Regions from separate parts of the Homo sapiens genome. Here region 1 is linked to region 2. A link is a loop called in an ENCODE intact Hi-C map of the cell type or tissue named here. Cell type or tissue: heart right ventricle. All regions are shown on one strand. Links, peaks and the distances in the headings refer to the core of each region. The heading gives the core; the rest is flanking DNA.

The links. A loop is a pair of places that touch in the nucleus more often than their neighbours do. Peaks named below come from ENCODE experiments on the same cell type or tissue, not always from the same donor. Only the 100,000 strongest peaks of a DNase experiment are listed, where the experiment ranks them.
Region 1: a loop joins it to region 2, with 2.1 times the contacts of the local background. A loop is called at or near these places in 4 of 110 quality-filtered maps.

The regions. Positions count from the first base shown.
Region 1 is chr19:17,531,517-17,541,051 of GRCh38, forward strand. It overlaps NIBAN3 (niban apoptosis regulator 3), which reads left to right. Exons shown (of 15, transcript NM_001321827.2): 3 at 747-872; 4 at 2,071-2,185; 5 at 5,860-6,027; 6 at 7,634-7,749; 7 at 7,831-7,935; 8 at 8,087-8,249; 9 at 8,876-9,066. Among named protein-coding and RNA genes, the nearest start is that of NIBAN3, 9.0 kb to the left of the region's middle. RefSeq lists silencers at 7,771-7,860, 8,271-8,590. In heart right ventricle, for the core only: CTCF peaks have their summits at 7,900 (motif pointing right) and 8,101; a DNase peak (open chromatin) is centred at 8,365; H3K4me3 peaks cover 1,120 bases; H3K27ac peaks cover 842 bases.
Region 2 is chr19:17,769,827-17,779,361 of GRCh38, forward strand. It overlaps FCHO1 (FCH and mu domain containing endocytic adaptor 1), which reads left to right. Exons shown (of 29, transcript NM_015122.3): 8 at 599-751; 9 at 966-1,070; 10 at 2,631-2,729; 11 at 2,819-2,915; 12 at 4,413-4,457; 13 at 4,568-4,652; 14 at 5,230-5,254; 15 at 5,630-5,687; 16 at 6,157-6,335; 17 at 6,421-6,445; 18 at 6,809-6,860; 19 at 8,311-8,402; 20 at 8,783-9,058. Among named protein-coding and RNA genes, the nearest start is that of B3GNT3, 21 kb to the right of the region's middle. RefSeq lists an enhancer at 6,601-6,940. In heart right ventricle, for the core only: a CTCF peak has its summit at 5,715 (motif pointing left); a DNase peak (open chromatin) is centred at 5,695; H3K27me3 peaks cover 2,378 bases.

The DNA.
Region 1 (9,535 bases), core at 6,859-9,358, 240 kb before region 2:
CATATCATGATGTGGAATGGAGTAACATTTTCTTTTAGATGGAGTTTTGCTCTCTTGCCCAGGCTGTAGTTCAGTGGCGCAATCTTAGCTCACTGCCACCTCCACCTCCCAGGTTCAAGCGATTCTCGTGCCTCAGCCTCCCGAGTAGCTGGGACCACAGGCGCCCGCCACCATGCCTGGGTAATTTTTGTATTTTTGGTAGAGACGGGGTTTCACCATGTTGGCCAGGCTGATCTCGAACTCCTGACCTCAAGTGATCTCCCCACCTTGGCCTCCCAAAGTGCTGGGATTACAAGCGTGAGCGCCTGGCCTCCAGACATCTCTGGAGCCATGAGGTTGTGTGCCCCACACACCTCACTCAGTCTTCACCCCTTTGGTAGACAGGTCTTTGACTGATGAGGAAACTGAGGCACAGAGAGGCCAAATGGCCTTCTCGAGGTCACACTACAGAGGTGTGATTTCAACCTGGGATCCACGCTTATTACTAATGCTTGGTCCCACGCTCCAGTTGGGGCTGAGATTTTTTGCCTCTCCGGAATGCCCCACTTCCCAGCTGTGCCCACCCAGGGCGGGGGGCTCCAGGAGCTGTGGACACAGAGCCCCTTCCTGCCTAGGACTCTCTCTGTCCAGCCTGGGGCATCACGGGACCTTAGCGTCACCCCAGGATACAGCGGGTGTCTGGGTGGTCGGGCCACAGGGACATCAGCCCACAGCCCCCTGACACCCACTGCTCCCTCTTTCTGCAGAAGCTGCCCCGAGTCCGTGAGCACCGAGGACCCCTGACCCAGCTTCGGGGCCACCCACCCCGGTGGCAGCCGATCTTCTGTGTTCTGCGTGGGGACGGCCGCCTAGAGTGGTTCAGCCACAAGGAGGTGCGTGATTGGCACGTGGCCTTTCTACTTCTGGGTCCCTCCTTCCCACCCCCGTCAGCCTCAAGGTTTGTGGGATCCATATCTCAGCATAGCCCCACCTCTATCAATCACCCAGGATGAATCTTGTGCCCCTATGTGTTTGGCCTGTTGTAGGCAACCATCTCGTCCCATCCCCTGCTGTGCTGGGTGGGTAAACTGAGGCCCAGGCCAGGGATAGGGTCGTGGTCAGTATCAGAGCTGTGGTTTCAACCTCTTGGGGCCTTTGCAAGTCACACCTCTGGCCGCTCTGCTTTCTGGCTGGGGAGCTTGGAGCGATCACTACCTTTCTGAAACTCAGTTTCCACTTCTGTGAAATGGGATGTTTCACACCATGTAGGGCTTTGAGGGTTCAACAAGAGGGTCCTCAGACAGCACTTGGGACCGGACCGGCACGTGGGGAGCCCGTGGGTGCTGGGAGCTCAGGGACTGAGGGAGGAAGGGAGGGAAAGGGGAAAGGGAAGGAGGGAGAGAGAGGGCAAGAACAGGAGGGAGGAAGGGAGAAAGTTATGGGGGCAGAGGTAGGATGGATGGAGGGAGAGAGGAGGAAAAAAAAAGGGAGGGAGAGCCGGGCCTCGTGGCTCACGCCTATAATCCCAGCCCTTTGGGAGGCTGAGGCAAATAGATCCCTTCAGCCCAGGAGTTCAAGAACAGCCTGGCCAACATGGTGAAACTCCGTCTCTACTAAAAATACAAAACCTAGGGCCAGGCACGGTGGCTCAGGCCTGTAATGCCAACACTTTGGGAGACCAAGGCAAGTGGATCACCTGAGGTCAGGAGTTCAAGACCAGCCTGGGCAACATGGCGAAACCCCGTCTCAATTAAAAATACAAAAATTAGCCTGCTGTGGTGGCGGGTGCCTGTAATCCCAGCTACTCGGGAGGCTGAGGTGGAAGAATCACTTGAACTTGGGAGGTGGAGGTTGCGGTGAGCTGAGATCGCGCCATCGCACTCCAGCCTGGGTGACAGAGTGAGACTCTGTCTCAAAAACAAAAAAAAAAAAAAAGAGAGAGGGAGGAATGGAGGAAAGGAGAGGGAGGGAGGGGTGGGAGGGGCAGAGGATTTTTCAGCTCATCTGAAATCTTCCCTTGATGGTATAGTTGGGACACAGAAGCCACAGTTCAGACCTGTCCCAGGTTGGTTCTCTGGGTACCTTTTGTAGGAATATGAAAACGGGGGCCACTGCCTTGGCTCAACAGCCCTGACAGGATACACGCTCCTGACTTCCCAGCGAGAATATCTCCGCCTTTTGGATGCTCTCTGCCCTGAATCCTTGGGTAAGGGTCCCGGGGTTCCCAGGAACAGGTTTCTCCACCCCAGCATCATTAACATGTGGGGCCAGATCATTCTCTGCGGTGGGGGCGTCCCGTGTACAGCAGGGCAGTAAGCAGCATCCCTGGCTTCCACCCACTCCCTGCCTGCAGCAGCCCCCACCCTGGGTGCGACAACCACCAATGTCTCCAGCATTGCCAAGTGTCTCCCGGGGGCAGCGTTGCTACGGGTGAGCATCCCTACTCTGGAAAACAAACAAACAAACAAACAAACAAACACCCACTCTTGCAAGGGTGAGGGGGAGAGTTAGGTCATGGGACCAGAATCAGAATAGCAAAGGATAAAAACAGTAAAATCTGGGATGGGTGCACTGTCTCATGCCTGTAGTCCCAGCTACTCGGGAGGCTGAGGCGGGAGGATCGCTTAAGCCTGGGAGGTGGTGGCAGTGAGCCGAGATTGCCCCACTGCACTCCAGCCTGGGCAATAGACTGAAACCCCATCTCCAAAAACAACAACAAAAACAATTAAAAACAATAGGCTGGGCACGGTGGCTCATGCCTATAATCCCACCACTTTGGGAGGCCGAGGTGGGCGGATCACTTGAGGTCAGGAGTTCGAGACTAGCCTGGCCAACGTGGTGAAACCTCGTCTCTACTAAAAATACAAAAATTAGCCGGTGTAATGACATGCGCCTGTAATCCGAGCACTTTGGGGGACCAAGGCAGGTGGATCACCTGAGGTCAGGAGGAGACCTCATGAGGCCAGCCTGACCAATATGGTGAAACCCTGTCTCTACTAAAAATACAAAAGGTAGGCCGGGCGTGGTGGCTCACGCCTGTAATCCCAGCACTTTGGGAGGCTGAGGCGGGCAGATCATGAAGTCAGGAGATCAAGACCATCCTGGCTAACATGGTGAAACCCCATCTCTACTAAAAATACAAAAAATTAGCCAGTTGTGGTGGCGGGCACCTGTAGTCCCAACTACTCAGGAGGCTGAGGCAGGAGAATGGCGTGAACCCGGGAGGCAGAGCTTGCAGTGAGCCGAGATCGCGCCACTGCACTCCAGCCAGGGTGACAGAGCAAGACTCCATCTCAAAAAAAAAAAAAAAAAGAAAAGAAAAGAAATTAGAGAAGGAACAATTCCAATTCCAGGCATGTGCCTGGCAAATAACTCAGCATTGGGCTTGCACTATCTCATAAAGTCTGCCCAGCAGGCAGGCCCATCACTAACTACCCCATTTCACAGATAAGGACATTGAGGCTGAGGATTGTCACACAGTCAAGGGCAGAGCTAGAATTGCACCCTCTGCTTCACCTAAAAGCTATCTTGCTGTCAAAGGACACAAAAATGTAGTCTGCTGAGATGTTGATGCTGCTCAAAACATCAGAATCTGCCCAAATACCCATCTCTTGAGGGTTGATTAAATATATTATGGCCTGGCCCTTGGTAATGAACAGTGAGCTGGCTGTGGCGGCATATGCCTGTAGTCCCAGGTACTTGGGAGGCAGAGACAGGAGGATCCCCTGAGGCCAGGAGTTCCAGACCAGCCTGGGTAACATAGTGAGACCCCCATCTCCACAAACATTTTAAAAAATAAAATTACCTAGGTGTGGTGGCATGTGCCGGTAGTCCCAGCTACTCAGAAGGCAGAGGCGGGAGGATCACTTGAGCCCAGGAGTTAGGGGCTGCTGTGAACTATGATCACACCATTGAACTCCAGCAGCCTGGGCAACAGAGCCAGGAGCTGTCTCTATTTAAATAAATAAATAAATAAATAAAAACCTGGGTGCGGTGGCTCATGCCTGTAATCCCAGCACTTTGGGAGGCCAAGGCGGGCAGATCACCTGAGGTCCCAGCCTGGCCAACATGGCGAAACCCCACCTCTACTAAAAATACAAAAATTAGCCGAGCGTGGTGGCACACGCCTATAATCCCAGCTACTCAGGAGACCGAGGCAGGAGAATTGCTTGAACCTGGGAGGCAGAGGTTATAGTGAGCCAAGACAGCGCCACTTTACTCCAGCATGGGAGACAGAGCAAGACTCTGTCAAAAAAAAAAAAAAAAAGCCAGGTGGCTCACGCCTGCAGTCTCAGCACTTTGAGAGGCCAAAGTGGGAGGATCACTCGAGCCTAGGAGTTTGAGGCCACCGTGAGCTATGATCACACCACTGTATTCCAGCCTGGGCAGCAGAGGAAGACTCCATCTCTGAAATAAAAATAAATTAAAATTTAAAAACAATAAATAAAAGAAAGCAAAACTTAGCCACTGAAAGTGTCCCAGACGTATCAAGGAGCAAAATGACCAGTTCCAAGGCAGAAAATCCCATCTTGTCACAGATATGCACCTCACACAGTTTCACGCAGATTTTAGAATCTGGAGAAATGTCCCCTAAACTATTAACAGTCATTATCGTCTCTGGGGGCTGAGGCTGGAAGACTGAGATGATCAGGAGCTTCCACCTTCTGGACTATTGATTTCCTTTTCTTTTCTTCTTCTTTTTGTTTTTGGACAGAGTCTTGCTCTTGCTCTGTCTCCCAGGCTCAAGTGCAGTGGCATGATCTCTGCTCACTGCAACCTCCGCCTCCCAGGCTCAAGTGATCCTCCTGCCTCAACCTCCTGAGTAGCTGAGACCATAGGCACCTGCCACCACACCCTGTAAATTTTGTGTTTTAGTAGAGACGGGGTTTCACCACGTTGGCCAGGCTGGTCTCGAACTCCTGACCTCACGTGATCCGCCTGCCTCAGGCTCCCAAAGTGCTGGGATTACAGGCATGACCCACCTCGCCTGGCCTGGATTGTTGGGTTTTATCGCAGTCTGTGTTTATCATCCTGGAAAGTGGAACAAAACACTGGAGACAGGATACCCTAAATATTTCTTTTCATATACTTATGTTTTTAATAAAAAATATCTTGTGCAGGCTGGTCTGGAACTCCTGGGCCCAAGGGATCCTCCCACTTCAGCCTCCAAAGGTGCTGGGATTACAGGCATGAGCCACCGCGGCTGGTCCCCAAATAAATTAACCAAAGCTGAATTCACTTATTTTGTCTTGTCAATAATTCTAGGTCATCGGTATCACTGTTAACCCCATTTGGGCAGGAAAATCACAGCTCATAGAGCTGTGTGCCCTAGTCATAGAGCTAGAAAGTAGCTTGGCCAGGCTGGGCACAATGGCTCACACCTGTAATCCTAGTACTTTGGGAGGCTGAGGCAGGCAGATCGCTTGAGCTCAGGAGTTCAAGACCAGCCTGGGTAACATAGTGAGACCCTGTCCCTTTTGTTAAAAAAAGAAAGAAAATGAAAGTGGTTTGGTCAGGTTGGAACCCGGGTCTGACTGACTCCAAAACCCCACATAAAGCCGGACGACTCAGATAACATCCCAGCTTGAATGGATTGGTGGTGGCTGCCAGGAGGACTGTATTAAGGATGCTAAGGCTGGAAAACAGTTCTGGGATGGATTGGTGATGTCTGCCTTGGGCATGCAGTGGAAGAAGGTGACCCTGCCTCCCCCAAAACTGTGCCCCACCCAGTGCTGTTGGAATAAGGATGGTGGCAAGTATCGTGGTATGACTCATATTTATCGAGCAACTGCCCATGCCAGGGACTGCTGTATGCATTTCAGGGGTATTTTCTCCTAGTGAATGAACGTCTAGAAGATGCGACCTCCTGTTTGTTTTCAGGAGACCATACTCAGGAAGAGCCTGACTCCCTCTTGGAAGTGCCTGTGAGCTTCCCGCTGTTCCTGCAGCACCCCTTCCGCCGGCACCTCTGCTTCTCTGCAGCCACCAGGGAGGCACAGCATGCCTGGAGGCTGGCCCTGCAGGGTGGCATCCGGCTTCAGGGCATAGGTGGGTCTCAGGACGGGTCAGACATTTGTGGGGCTAATGGTCTGGGGTCAGATGGCTCAGCCTCTGTTGGCTCGGGACCTCTCCAGGCCTCACTTTCTTTACCCAGAAAATGGGTTTTTAGGCCAGGTGTGGTGGTTCATGCCTGTAATTCTAGCATTTTGGGAGGCCGAGGCAGGCAGATCACCCAATGTCAGGAGTTCGAGACCAGCCTGGACAACATGGCGAAATCCTGTCTCTACTAAAAATACAAAAATTAGCTGGGCATGGTGGAAGGCACCTGTAATCCCAGCCACTCGGGAGGCTGAGGCAGGAGAATCACTTGAACCCGGGAGGTGGAGGTTGCAGTGAGCCAAGATCGCGGCACTGCACTCCAGCCTGGGCAACAAGAGCAAAACTCCATCACACACACACACACACACGAGAAGAAAATGGGTTGTTGGGGGAGCCAGAAGGGACACCAGGCAGTTGTGAGTGACTAGGGCTGTAACAGAGACACACAGGGTGCTATGGGAGCTCAGCCTGAGGGATGGGGGTTAGAGCAGGCTTCCCAGATGAGGGGAAGCTGGGGTCTGTAAAAGATGAAGGACTAGCCGCTGGGCGCGGTGGCTCACACCTGTAATCCCAGCACTTTGGGAGGCCGAGGCGGGAGGATCACGAGGTCAGGAGATTGAGACCATCCTCGCTAACACGGTGAAACCCCATCTCTACTAAAAATACAAAAAATTAGCCGAGCGTGGTGGCAGGCGCCTGTAGTCCCAGCTACTCGGGAGGCTGAGGCAGGAGAATGGCATGAACCCAGGAGGTGGAGCTTGCAGTAAGCCGAGATGGTGCCACTGCACTCCAGCCTGGGCAACAGAGTGAGACTCTGTCTTAAAAAAAAAAAAAAAAAAAGATGAGGGGCCAGCCAGATGAAGAAGGGGAATAGGTCAGGCACAGTGGCGTGGTGGCATGAGCTTGTGGTCTCAGCTACTCAGGAGGCTTAGGTGGGAGGATCACTTGAGCCCAGGACTTGGAGGCTGCAGTAAGCAATGATCATGCTACCGCACTTCAGCCTGAGCAACAGAGAGACCCCCTGAGAAAGAGAGAGAAAAGAAAAGAAAAGAGGAGAGAAGAGAACAGAAGAAAGAAAAGAAGGAAAAAGAAAGGAAAGAAAAAGAAAAGAAAGGAGAAAGAAAGAAGAAAGAAAGCAAGAAAGAAAGAAAGAGAAAGAAAGAAAGAGAGGGAGGGAGGGAAAGGAAGGAAGAAAGGGAGGAAGGGAAAGAGAGAAAGAAAAAAGTAGGGGAGCAGCAGGACTGACACACACAGTTGGGCAGGTTGTTGACTGCACAAACGATGCAACTAGAGGAACAGCTAGTGGCTGCAGTATGTATGGCCTGAACTGCTGGTCACGGGGCTGTGGCTGCCAGTAGAGGGTTCCTTCTAAGTTGAATAAACATGATGGTCTTGGGGGACTGTGTTCCCTGTGGAGGGCATTGCCTATGCAAAGTTCCAGAGATGGGTGAGACTTGGGTGTTGGGGACCTGGCCAGGCGGAGGGCTTCCTCCCCGGGCCATCGGGAGCCAGGCAGGGGAGCTACCAGCAGGCACTGAGGAGCAGCCCCTCTCAGTCCTGCAGCGAAGCCAGGCCCCTGCTGCCCGGGCCTTCCTGGACGCCGTCCGACTCTACCGGCAGCACCAAGGCCACTTTGGCGACGACGACGTGACCCTAGGCTCAGACGCCGAGGTTAGTGCCCCGCGAGGCCGCACCCGGGACCCCCAGGACCCTCCCGGCCGACCGCGGCGCCCATGGCCCCCTCTCCTGCAGGTGCTGACCGCGGTGCTGATGCGGGAGCAACTTCCCGCGCTGCGAGCCCAGACCCTTCCTGGCCTGCGGGGGGCAGGCCGCGCCCGCGCCTGGGCCTGGACCGAGGTATGCACGGCGTCCGGATCCGGGATAGGGGGCGGGATGCGGGCGTTCGGGTTCCCCTCCCACGACTGTCGCCTAAACCCTCTCCCGATCTCTCTGACCCCCATCCCCGCCCCGTGTCTCGGCTTTGTCCCCCCTCGACCGGTCTGGGCAGCTTCTAGACGCCGTTCACGCAGCTGTCCTGGCCGGGGCCTCCGCCGGGCTCTGCGCCTTCCAGCCCGAAAAGGACGAGCTGCTTGCGTCGCTGGAGAAGACGATCCGCCCGGACGTGGACCAGCTGCTGCGGCAGCGGGCGCGTGTGGCGGGGCGGCTGAGGAGTGAGGCCCTGGGGCGGAGCCTGGGCTGGGAGGGGCGAGGCGATGCTGGGGAAAAAGGGGCGTGACCTAAGCGAAGAATGGGCTTGAAGTTATGTAAAATGGGGGCGTGGTCAGAGAGGGGCGGGGCCAAGCATAGGATGTGCAAGGGAACGGGTGGGGAAGGGGCGGGGCCAAAGCGAGGCGGTGGGCGTGGTCTTGTGGTCGAGGCACTGGGGGCGGGGCCTAGAGTCTGTCCGGAGGAAACCAGGTCCTAAGGGGGCTGCTTGGATACAAAAAGGGCGGGGCCTCAGCGGGGGATAGGCGTGGCCTTGAGGCTGAGGCTCGAGGAGTTGAGGCCCAGAGCCGGGCCAATGCGGGTGGGCGGGCCTGGGAAGTAGAACAGCGGAGGAGGGGCGGGGGTAAAGGCTGATACATGGGCAGCGGTGGGCCAAGGTGGCCCCTACAAAGACCCAGGTGGGAATCCTGACTGGGCCCGCCCCTCCGAGGCTCAGTTTTCTCATCATTACAATGGGTAGAAGAGGGCGCTCAGCGTCCCTGCTCGCGTCCCCCTCGCGAGGGCCCCTGCACATCCCCATCTGTGAGGCACCTTGCGGAGGGGACTCCAGACCAGTGTCTTCCACTCCCAGCGGATATCAGGGGACCGCTCGAGTCGTGCCTGCGCCGGGAGGTGGACCCGCAGCTGCCCCGGGTCGTGCAGACCCTGCTGCGCACCGTGGAAGCCTCGCTCGAGGCGGTGCGGACCCTCCTGGCTCAAGGCATGGACCGACTGTCCCACCGCCTGCGCCAGAGCCCCTCAGGCACGCGGCTGCGCAGGGAGGTGAGCTCCCGTGGGTAGGGGTTCAGTGAGCCAGAGGGTGATGTGTTAACTTGAGTCTTTCCTGTGGAGAATCTTCACTGAATTTGTTCTAGGCTGCTTTTTACTTATTGTGGACCCATCACCATGCTATGGTCAGTGGAGCACAGTTTTTGTTTGTTTTTTGTTTTTGAGACAGGGGTGTCGCTCTGTCACCCTGGCTGAAGTGTAGTGGCACAATCTTAACTCACTGCAGCCTCGACCTCCCGGGCTTAATCAATCCTCTTACTTTAGCATCCCAAGTAGCTGGAAATACAGGCGCACGCCACCAAGCCCAGCTAATTTTTTAATTTTTTTGTAGAGATGGGGGTCTTGCTTTGTTGCCCAGGCTGGTCTCAAACTCCTGGGCTCAAGCGATCTGCCTGCATTGGCCTCCCAAAGTGCTGGGATTACAGGCTTGAGCCACCGCACTGGCCATGGAACACAGTTTAAA
Region 2 (9,535 bases), core at 4,373-6,872:
GTGTAAATAGTACTTTTTTTTAAAGTTAAAAATGTTTTGAAATGAAAAACGTACAGGCCGGGCGTAGTGGCTCACACCTGTAATCCCAACACTTTGGGAGGCTGAGGCAGGTGGATTGCTTGAGTGTAGGAGTTTGAGACCAGCCTGGGCAACATAGCAAGACCCCATTGCTATTAAAACACACACACAGAGGCCGGGCGTGGTGGCTCACACCTGTAATGCCAGCACTTTGGGAGGCCAAGGTGGGCAGATCACCTGAGGTCAGGAGTTAGAGACCAGCCTGGCCAACATGGTGAAACCCCGTCTCCACTAAAAATACAAAAAATTATCTGGGTGTGATGGTGAGCACCTGTAATCTCAGCTACTTGGGAGGCTGAGGCAGGAGAATTGCTTGAAACCGGGAGGCAGAGATTGCAGTGAGTCGAGATCGTGCCACTGCACTCCAGCCTGGACAACAAGAGCGAAACTCTGTCTAAAAAAAACCAAACCAAAACACACACACACACATAGAAAAAGACTGTGGAGCTGACATCACGTGGAGTGTTTGGGAGGTCAGGAATTTCACAGTCTACCCATGAAATCCCCTCCTACCCCGCAGTGCAAGGAGGAAGTGGTGAGCACCTTGGATGCTGTGCAGGTACTCTCGGGCGTCAGCCAGCTCCTGCCCAAGTCCCGCGAGAACTACCTGAACCGTTGCATGGACCAGGAGCGGCTGCGGAGGGAGAGTACCAGCCAGAAGGAGATGGACAAGGTGGGCTCACAGTGGGGGGGTTCTGAGGAATTTGCCGCGGGGCGGAGGGGCTGCCTGATCAGAGAGTGGAAACACATCCCAGAGCGACGGTCCTGGAACCTGTGGGTGATCACACCCTGGGTACCCCGAGGAGTTCACCTGCCAGGTGATGGGGCCTGGGGGAGGCCCCCTGAGTATCGCCCTCCCATCCCCGTTTCCTCCCTGTGCTTTGTAGGCGGAGACTAAAACCAAGAAGGCGGCAGAGAGCCTGCGGCGCTCAGTGGAAAAATACAACTCAGCCCGAGCTGACTTTGAGCAGAAGATGCTGGACTCAGCCCTGGTAAGAACCAGGCATCTGTACCTTTAAGACCCACACATGCCTTTGCCCTGGAGGTTATGGACTGCAGAAATCCCAGGCAGGGTGTGGTGGCTCACACCTGTAATCCCAGCACTTTGGGAGGCCGAGGCGGGAGGATCACCTGAGGTCAGGAGTTTGAGACCAGCCTGGCCAACATGGCGAAAGCCTGTCTCTACTAAAAATACAAAATTAGCCGGGCGTAGTGGCAGGTGCCTGTAATCCCAGCTACTCAGGAGGCTGAGGCGGGAGAATCACTTGAACCAGAAGGCGGAGGTTGCAGTGAGCCAAGATCGAGCCATTGTACTCCAGGTTAGGTGATAGAGTGGAACCCTGTCTCGAAAAAATAAAATAAATTCAAGCAGATTGGAATCTGAGGATTAGGAATCAGAACTTTTTTCAAGTTACAAGTGATAGAAGCCTTCATTCAAACCGACAGGTGTATATAAAAAAAAAAAAGAAAAGAAAAGAAAAAGGCTGGGCGCGGTGGCTCATGCCTGTAATCCCAGCACTTTGGGAGGCCGAGGCAGGTGGATCACGAGGTCAGGAGATCGAGACTATCCTGGCTAACACGGTGAAACCCCCTCTCTACTAAAAATACAAAAAAATTAGCCGGGCGTGGTGGTGGGTGCCTGTAGTCCCAGCTGCTCAGGAGGCTGAGGCCGGAGAATGGCGAGAACCCAGGAGGCGGAGCTTGCAGTGAGCCGAGATTGCGCCACTGCACTCCAGCCTGGGCGACAGAGCGAGACTCTGTCTCAAAAAAATAAAAAATAAAATAAAAAATAAAATTTAAAAAAACTGACAAGCTCAGGGAACTGTAAAGTTTTATTTTTGAGTTGTGGAGGTTTCAGTCATAGCTGAATCCATGTGCTCAAATAGTGCTGGCAGGAAATTGTGAATTTCTGCTTCTTTTATTTTTTTGAGATGGGATCTCTCTGTCACTCAGGCTGGAGTGCAGTGGCGTGATCTCAGCTCACTGCAACCTCCGCCTCCTGGGCTCAAGTGATTCTCCTGCCTCAGCCTCCCTAGTAGTTGGGATTACAGGCACGTGCCACCACACCCAGCTAATTTTTGTATTTTTAGTAGAAACGGTTTCACCATGTTGCCCAGACTGGTCTTGAATTCCTGACCTCAGATGATCCACCTGCCTTGGCCTCCCAAAGTGCTGGGATTACAGGCATGATACACCACAGCTGACCACTATTTCTGCTTCTTAAGTCTGTTTTTCTCTCTGGGGACATCACTCCCACACAGACATCCCCTTGTGTGTGTGTGTGTGTGCATGTGTGTGCAAGCATGCACATGTGTGCATCAAACTGGGCACCAGCAACCCCCACTTACATCCCATCAGCACATTGGCTCAGGAATGGAAGTGCCTTTTCCTGTAGAGTCAATGAAAGTCCTAGGGCAGACTCTCATTGGCCCTTCCCCAAATCAATCACTGAGCCAAGGGCTTAGGGTATTCTGATTGGTCAGGCTGAGTCATATGGCCACTTCTTCTTGGCCCTGACCTCCTTTCCACCTGCCTCTGCCCTCCTGCTTCAGCGCTTCCAAGCCATGGAGGAGACACACCTGAGGCACATGAAGGCACTGCTGGGCTCATATGCTCACTCGGTGGAGGACACGCACGTGCAGATTGGGCAGGTGAGTTGGGCAGGTGTGAGGAATGAGGCTGGGGTCACTGCTGGGCAAAGGGGCCTTGACCAGTTACACACCCCGCCCACCCGGCACAGGTGCATGAGGAATTTAAGCAGAACATCGAGAACGTCAGCGTGGAGATGCTACTCAGGAAGTTTGCAGAGAGTAAGGGCACAGGCCGGGAGAAGCCTGGTGAGTCAGGGCAGCCATTGGGGGTCGGGCTTCGGGGCCACAGCTGCAGACAGGCATGTGCCACCATGCCCAGCTAATTTTTTTTTTATTTTTTTATTTTTAATAGAGACGAGGTTTCACCATGTTGGCCAGGCTGGTCTCGAACTCTTGACCTCAGGTGATCTGCCTGCCTCGGCCTCCCAAAGTGCTGGGATTACAGGCGTGAGCCACTGCACATGGCCAGGCCTTGGTTTCTTCATGGGAAAAATGGGCTGCTGACAAGTCCAGCTCTCCAGCCTGATCTTATGTGTAAATGTCTTTGAACCAGATCCCAGAGGAGCCTTGAATGCCAGGCTTGGCTGATCAGACTTCACCCCCAGGGCCTAAGGGAGCCATTGAGGGTTGTTGAGCAAAAGAACAATTTGGGAATGCGCAGATGCAGGACTGGGAAGGAGTTAAGAGCAAAAGTTTTAGAGTGAGACGTGGGTTTGAGTCTTTTCTTCATCGCTTGCTGTGTGACCTAGGACCTGTGCTTTGACTTCTCTGAGCCTCAGTTTCCTCATCTGTAAAGTGAGGATGTAATAATGTTGCAACATTCAGTGATTTCATGCAGGTAAAGGGCAAAGGGTGTGCCAGGCACACAGTAGGCACTCACTAAATGCTGGTATACAGTTACGTCCTCAAGTCTTGTTAACTAGCAAAACCTGTTCTTTCTCCCTCCTGTCGCTCTGGCTCAGGCCTGGCTCAGGTCTCCCCTCCCTGCATGGGGCCCCACTCTTGCCCTTCACAGGCCCCAGATCTGTTTTGTCCTCCTCCTGCTCACACACCTTCCATGGCTCCCCATTGTTCTTGGGAGAGAGTTCCCACTCCTTATCCTGTCACTCAAAGCCCAGCCCACTGCACAGACGCATGGTCCATTCCCCGACCCAACCCAAGTTCCAGCCACAAATGCTGGAAGTATGTAGAAGTAGCTCATGTCACCCCCTGCGGTGGCACTGCCCTGCTGGAACCAGACCAGCCCCTTGGTCCATCCCACTTCTGATGATGTGGGGCTGGTTCTTGTCCGGGAACCTGATGGACCTTGAGTTCAGATCCAGGTGCCATTTTGTGGCCAAAAGTGTACTACCCTTTCCAAGCGCAGTCTCCCCACCCTCAATTTAGTTTCTTTCTCTCTCTCTCTCTCTTTTTTTTTTTTTTTTAATTTTTTTGAGGCAGAGTCTTGCTCTGTCACCCAGGCTGGAGTGCAGTGGTGCAGTCTCGGCTCACTGCAACCTCCGCCTCCTGGGTTCAAGCGATTCTCCTGCCTCAGCCTCCCCAGTAGCTGGGATTACAGGCGCCTGCCACCATGTCCGGCTTTTTTGTAATTTTAGCAGAGACAGGGTTTCACCATGGTGGCCAGGCTGGTCTTGAACTCCTGACCTCAGGTGATCCGCCCGCCTTAGCCTCCCAAAGTGCTGGGATTACAGGCATGGGCCACCGTGCCCAGCCCCTCAATTGAGTTTCCGTCTCCTGTCTCAGGACCTCTGGACTTCGAGGCATACAGTGCGGCTGCCCTGCAGGAAGGCAAGTACGTCTGGGCCTGGATGCCCAGGCTGGACCATGGGGGTGAGGGAGGCTGATCTGAATGTGAAAGGAGGCTCACAGTGCTCAGGTGCCCCCCAATCTATCCTCAGCGATGAAACGTTTGCGGGGAGCCAAGGCCTTTCGCCTTCCAGGACTAAGCCGGCGGGAGCGGGAGCCAGAGCCACCTGCAGCTGTGTGAGGAAGCACCCCTGCCCGGTCTGGCCCAGGCTAGACCGAGATCCCCTCCCCTGCCCAGGCTATCCCAGAAGTCCCCTCCTAGGATAGCCCAGGAGTATCCATATTCCAGGCTGGACCAGGATTCCCTCTACCTGAGCTAGACCAGGAGTACCTCTGCCCCCGGCTAGCTCAATATTACCGCTGCCCAAGCTAGTCCAGAATTCTTCCTTTTGCTAGGTTAGGCCAGGAATTGCCTGTCCCAGAGTAACGTAGCATCTTCCCTGCCCAAGCTGGCCCAGGATTGTTCTGTTTGCCAAGGCTAGCCCCGACTTTCCCTATCTTCACAAGGCAGCCCTTCAAATGAGTTCCAGGATTCCTTCCCTCCCAGGCTGTTTGAGAACACTCTCTACTCAGCTAACTTCAGATTCAACCCCCTCCCCAAGCAAGCCCCATGGTCCCACCGCCTCTAGGGCTAGCTCAGGGCAGTATCACAGTCTGGGAGCTGCCCCAGCTTCCATGTCCAGTGTTGGGGGCTGACAGGGGGCACCAGATGGGCTGCGGAAGCTGACACCAACATCTCTTCCTCCATCCCCAGAGATTTCCTGGAGCCCGATTCAGGGGTGAGTGATGTGGGAGGGGTCAGGCTGGGCTACAAGTGGAAGGAGTTTGATCCCACTCTTGGCTCCTAGAGTCCCGATCCCTACTGGAAACTAAAGAGCCGAGATTGAGGGGCGGGCTGGAGCCTGGGGGCTGGGTTCATATCCCACCTCAGCTGCAAAGTCCCATGGACTACGTGGGTGTGAATAATGTCCCTGCCGAAGCTCAGTTTGTCCCAGGAACCTGCCCACACACCCAGGGAAGACAGTCGTTGCCATCAGGGTTGGTTTTGAGGTCTGAGTCAAGGCCTGGGGGCAGGGCGGGGGGCGGTTGGCAGGGTGAGATGGAAGGTTCGATAGTGGGGCGCCTGACTCACTGCTGCCCCCTGACTCCCCTAGACATGTCCAGAGGTGGATGAAGAAGGTTTCACTGTCCGGCCTGATGTGACCCAGAACAATATCCTTCTGGCACCCCCTGGGGGCAGTTGTTGGCACAGCAAGGACAAAATTCTCCGTAATAACCAGTCCACCTTCAGCAGTCCTCTCTGTGTACATCCTGGAGAGAGTCTCCTTTGTGGATGAAGCCAACCTAAATGTAAACACCCACTCTATGGGGTCAGCACTGGGCAAGAGGGAGAGAGAAAAGGAGATCTAGCAGGGCTTCCTGGAGGAGGGGGCACCAGTGTTGGGGTTTTGCAGCCGAATAGGAGTTTGCCAGTTAGTTCTGGGCATGCTTGTGCAAAGGCTTCTCGGGGGGGGTGGGAGTGCTGGTGGGACATGGTGTCAGGACTGAAGGTGGCGCGTGGTGAGCGATGGGATTGGGCAGGACCTCGAAGGGTTTGAGCAGGGAGGGACGAGGCTGGATTGGAGAGCTGACTGGGGGAAAGCTTGTGTTGGGATTGGCTTGGACCTTGACTGCAGCCCACGCACGGCCGAGCCCTCCCGTTTCTCGTCCAGCGACTCCGACTTCGACGATGAAGAGCCCCGCAAGTTCTATGTGCACATCAAGCCTGCCCCGGCCCGGGCTCCAGCCTGCAGCCCCGAGGCAGCAGCGGCACAGCTCAGGGCCACCGCGGGCAGCCTCATCCTTCCTCCTGGCCCAGGGGTGAGGCGTGGGAGGGGTGCCCTGGGTGTTGCTAGAGAGGCTGGCTGGATGCATTCGTGTGTGATGTTGCCCACTTTGTCCACAGGGCACCATGAAACGCCATTCTTCACGTGAGTAGCCTTTGGTCTTCAGAGTGGGGAGGATCCTAAGGAAGGGAGGCTATGGGTTTGGGCTTGAATCATAACTCCGTTTTGTAACTTTGGGCAGGCTGCTTAACCACACTGACCTTCAGTCTCCTTTTCTGTAAAATGAGGTCATTATGAAATTAAGTGAGAGCTGAAAGGGGTAGCTGGGGCCAGGAGAAGCTAGCATCTGGAGACAGGCTCGCTTAGGCTTGAATCCATGTCTGCCTGATTTGCTGATCACCTTGGGCAACTGGCTGGACACCCCCGAGCCTCGGTCCCTTGGTCTGTGGAGTGGGGAGCATTGCAGGCAGGGTGACAAGAAGGCTGAAGGAGGTGCATCTCTTGTAGGGGACGCTGCTGGGAAACCCCAGAGACCTCGGTCTGCCCCCAGAACCAGCAGGTGGGTTCCACACGAGTGGGCAGGTGGGGGCTGTCCCCACCTCCTCCCTCCACCTCCCCATGTCTCCGCCTGGTGTTCTCTTGTCCCGGCTGGGAGTTGACGTCATGCTGGGGTTTTTTTGTTTTTGTTTTTGTTTTGAGACAGAGTCTCACTCTGTCACCCAGGCTGGAGTGCGATTTCAGCTCACTGCAACCTCCACCTCCTGAGTTCAAGCGATTTTCATGCCTCAGCCTCCTAAGTAGCTGAGATTACAGGCACCCACCACCACGCCCAGCTAACTTTTGTATTTTTAGTAGAGACAGGGTTTCACCATGTTGGCCCGGCTGGTCTCGAACTCCTGACCTCAAGTGATCTGCCCACCTCGGCTTGCCAAAGTGCTGGGATTACAGGCATGAGCCCTTGTGCCTGGCCCATGCTGGCTTTTGAGGGACCATTTAGTCATTCATTTGATGAACATTTATTGAGTGCCTGCTGTGTACCTGTGCTGTTCTAGGGTCTGGGTTCTGAGACAGGTCTCCCTTCTCAGAGTCACATTCTAGTGACTCCAGATTTTAAGAATAGCAAATAGGGCCAGGCGTGGCGGCTCACGCCTGTAATTCCAGCACTTTGGGAGGCCAAGGCAGGCGGATCACCTGAGGTCGAGAGTTCGAGACCAGCCTGACCAACATAAAGAAACCCCATCTCTACTAAAAATACAGCATTAGCCAGGCATGGTGGCACATGCCTGTAATCCCAGCTATTCGAGAGGGTGAGGCAGGAGAATCGCTTGAACCTGGGAGGCGGAGCTTGCAGTAAGCCACTGTTGTGCCATTGCATTCCAGCCTGGGCAGCAAGAGGAAACTCCGTCTCAAAAAAAAAAAAAAAAAAAAAAAAAAAGCAAATAAGTTAGAGCATATTCGATACTTCTAAGTGCTACGAAGAAACTAAAGCAGATGACGCGAAGACAGGAGGAGGTGACTTCCCTTGAGGTGGGGTTGGGAACCTCCCTGAGGGGGTGACTTGGAGCTAAGCCCCAAAGAGGAGCTAGGAGGTGACTGTGAAGAGAGCTGGGGAAATGGAACTCCAGACTGGGAACAGGCTGCACACAGTGGCTCACACCTGCAATCCCAGCACTGGCCAAAGCAGCCAGATCACTTGAGGTCAGGAGTTTGGGATCAGGCTGGCCAGCATGGTAAAACCCCGTCTCTGCTAAAAATACAAAAATTAGCCGGGCATGGTGGCAGGTGCCTGTAATCCCAGCTACTCTGGAGGCTGAGGCAGGAGAATCGCTTGAACGCAGGAAGCGGAGGTTGCAGCAAGCTGAGATCGTGCCACTGCACTGCAGCCTGGCCGACAGAGCAAGACTCCGTCTCAAAAAAAAAAAAGACTGGGAACAGCATGTGCAAAGGCCCCAGGGTGGGATGAGGCTTGGGAAAAATAGAAGCAGCCCTCTTGGCCTCACCCTCTCTAGCTGTGCAGAGAGATTGCAGTCAGAGGAGCAGGTGTCCAAGAACCTCTTTGGGCCGCCCCTGGAGTCAGCCTTTGACCACGAAGATTTTACAGGTGATGGGGATAAGGGATTGGAGGGCATGGGTGTGGCCGGAGGGAGGTTGGGTGGGGCCATTGCAGAGTTAGGCCAATGAGGTCCCCTGGAAGCCAGGCTGGAGGGAGGACTAGTCCGTGTAGGGGTGGGCGGGGCCAGAGTGCGCGTGGGAGGGGCCATAGATAGGGTGGGGCCTTGGCCAGTGGGCGGTGACTGAGTGGATGGGCCGGACATTTGTGGAGAGGGAAGTCACCAGAAGGTGTAGCCTTGGGGGCGTGCACAAGGACTTTGAATGGGGGCCCCCCTGACCTTCCCTCGACGTGGCCGTGGCCTGCAGGAGGATGGGCAGGGACTCTGAGTGGGCGAGGGTCGGAGCTGACCGCCCGCTTCCCTCCCCAAGGCTCTAGCAGCCTGGGCTTCACCTCCAGCCCCTCCCCTTTCTCCTCCTCGTCGCCCGAAAACGTGGAGGATTCCGGCCTGGACTCTCCGTCCCACGCGGCACCTGGCCCCTCCCCAGATTCCTGGGTCCCCCGCCCAGGCACCCCGCAGAGCCCGCCCAGCTGTAGGGCGCCACCCCCAGAGGCCAGGGGTATCCGGGCACCGCCTCTGCCAGACTCGCCGCAGCCCCTCGCCTCGTCTCCAGGCCCCTGGGGGCTGGAGGCCTTGGCCGGAGGAGGTGAGTCCAGCGGGCCTGGGCCTGAGAGTTGCTGGAACCCTGGGCGGGGGATTGAGCGCCTGCTTTGGGCAGGGCCTGATCAGGCTGCTGGAGACACAGCCAGGACCAGGCAGGCAGAACCTCCCACCGTTGCAGGGACAACAATGAGATGGACATTTAGCAAGGCAGGCGGTAGCGGGTGCCAGGTGGGGGCCCTCCCTGAGGAAGGGACATCTGAGCTGAGATTTGAGGGAGGTGAGGACAGAACCACGTGGACATGAGGGGAAAGGCGTGCTGGGCAGAGGGCACAGCCCCTGCAAAGGTCCTGGGGCAGGAGCGCGCTAGGCCTGTCTGAAGAACAGCAAGGAGGTCTGCCTGCTGGAACGGGGTGATCACGGAAGGAGGAAGAAGAGAAGGCAGGGACCAGGAAGGGCCTGATGGGCCCAGGGAGGGCTTGTGAATGTTACCCTGAGTAACGCTGAGGGCCATGAGCAGGGG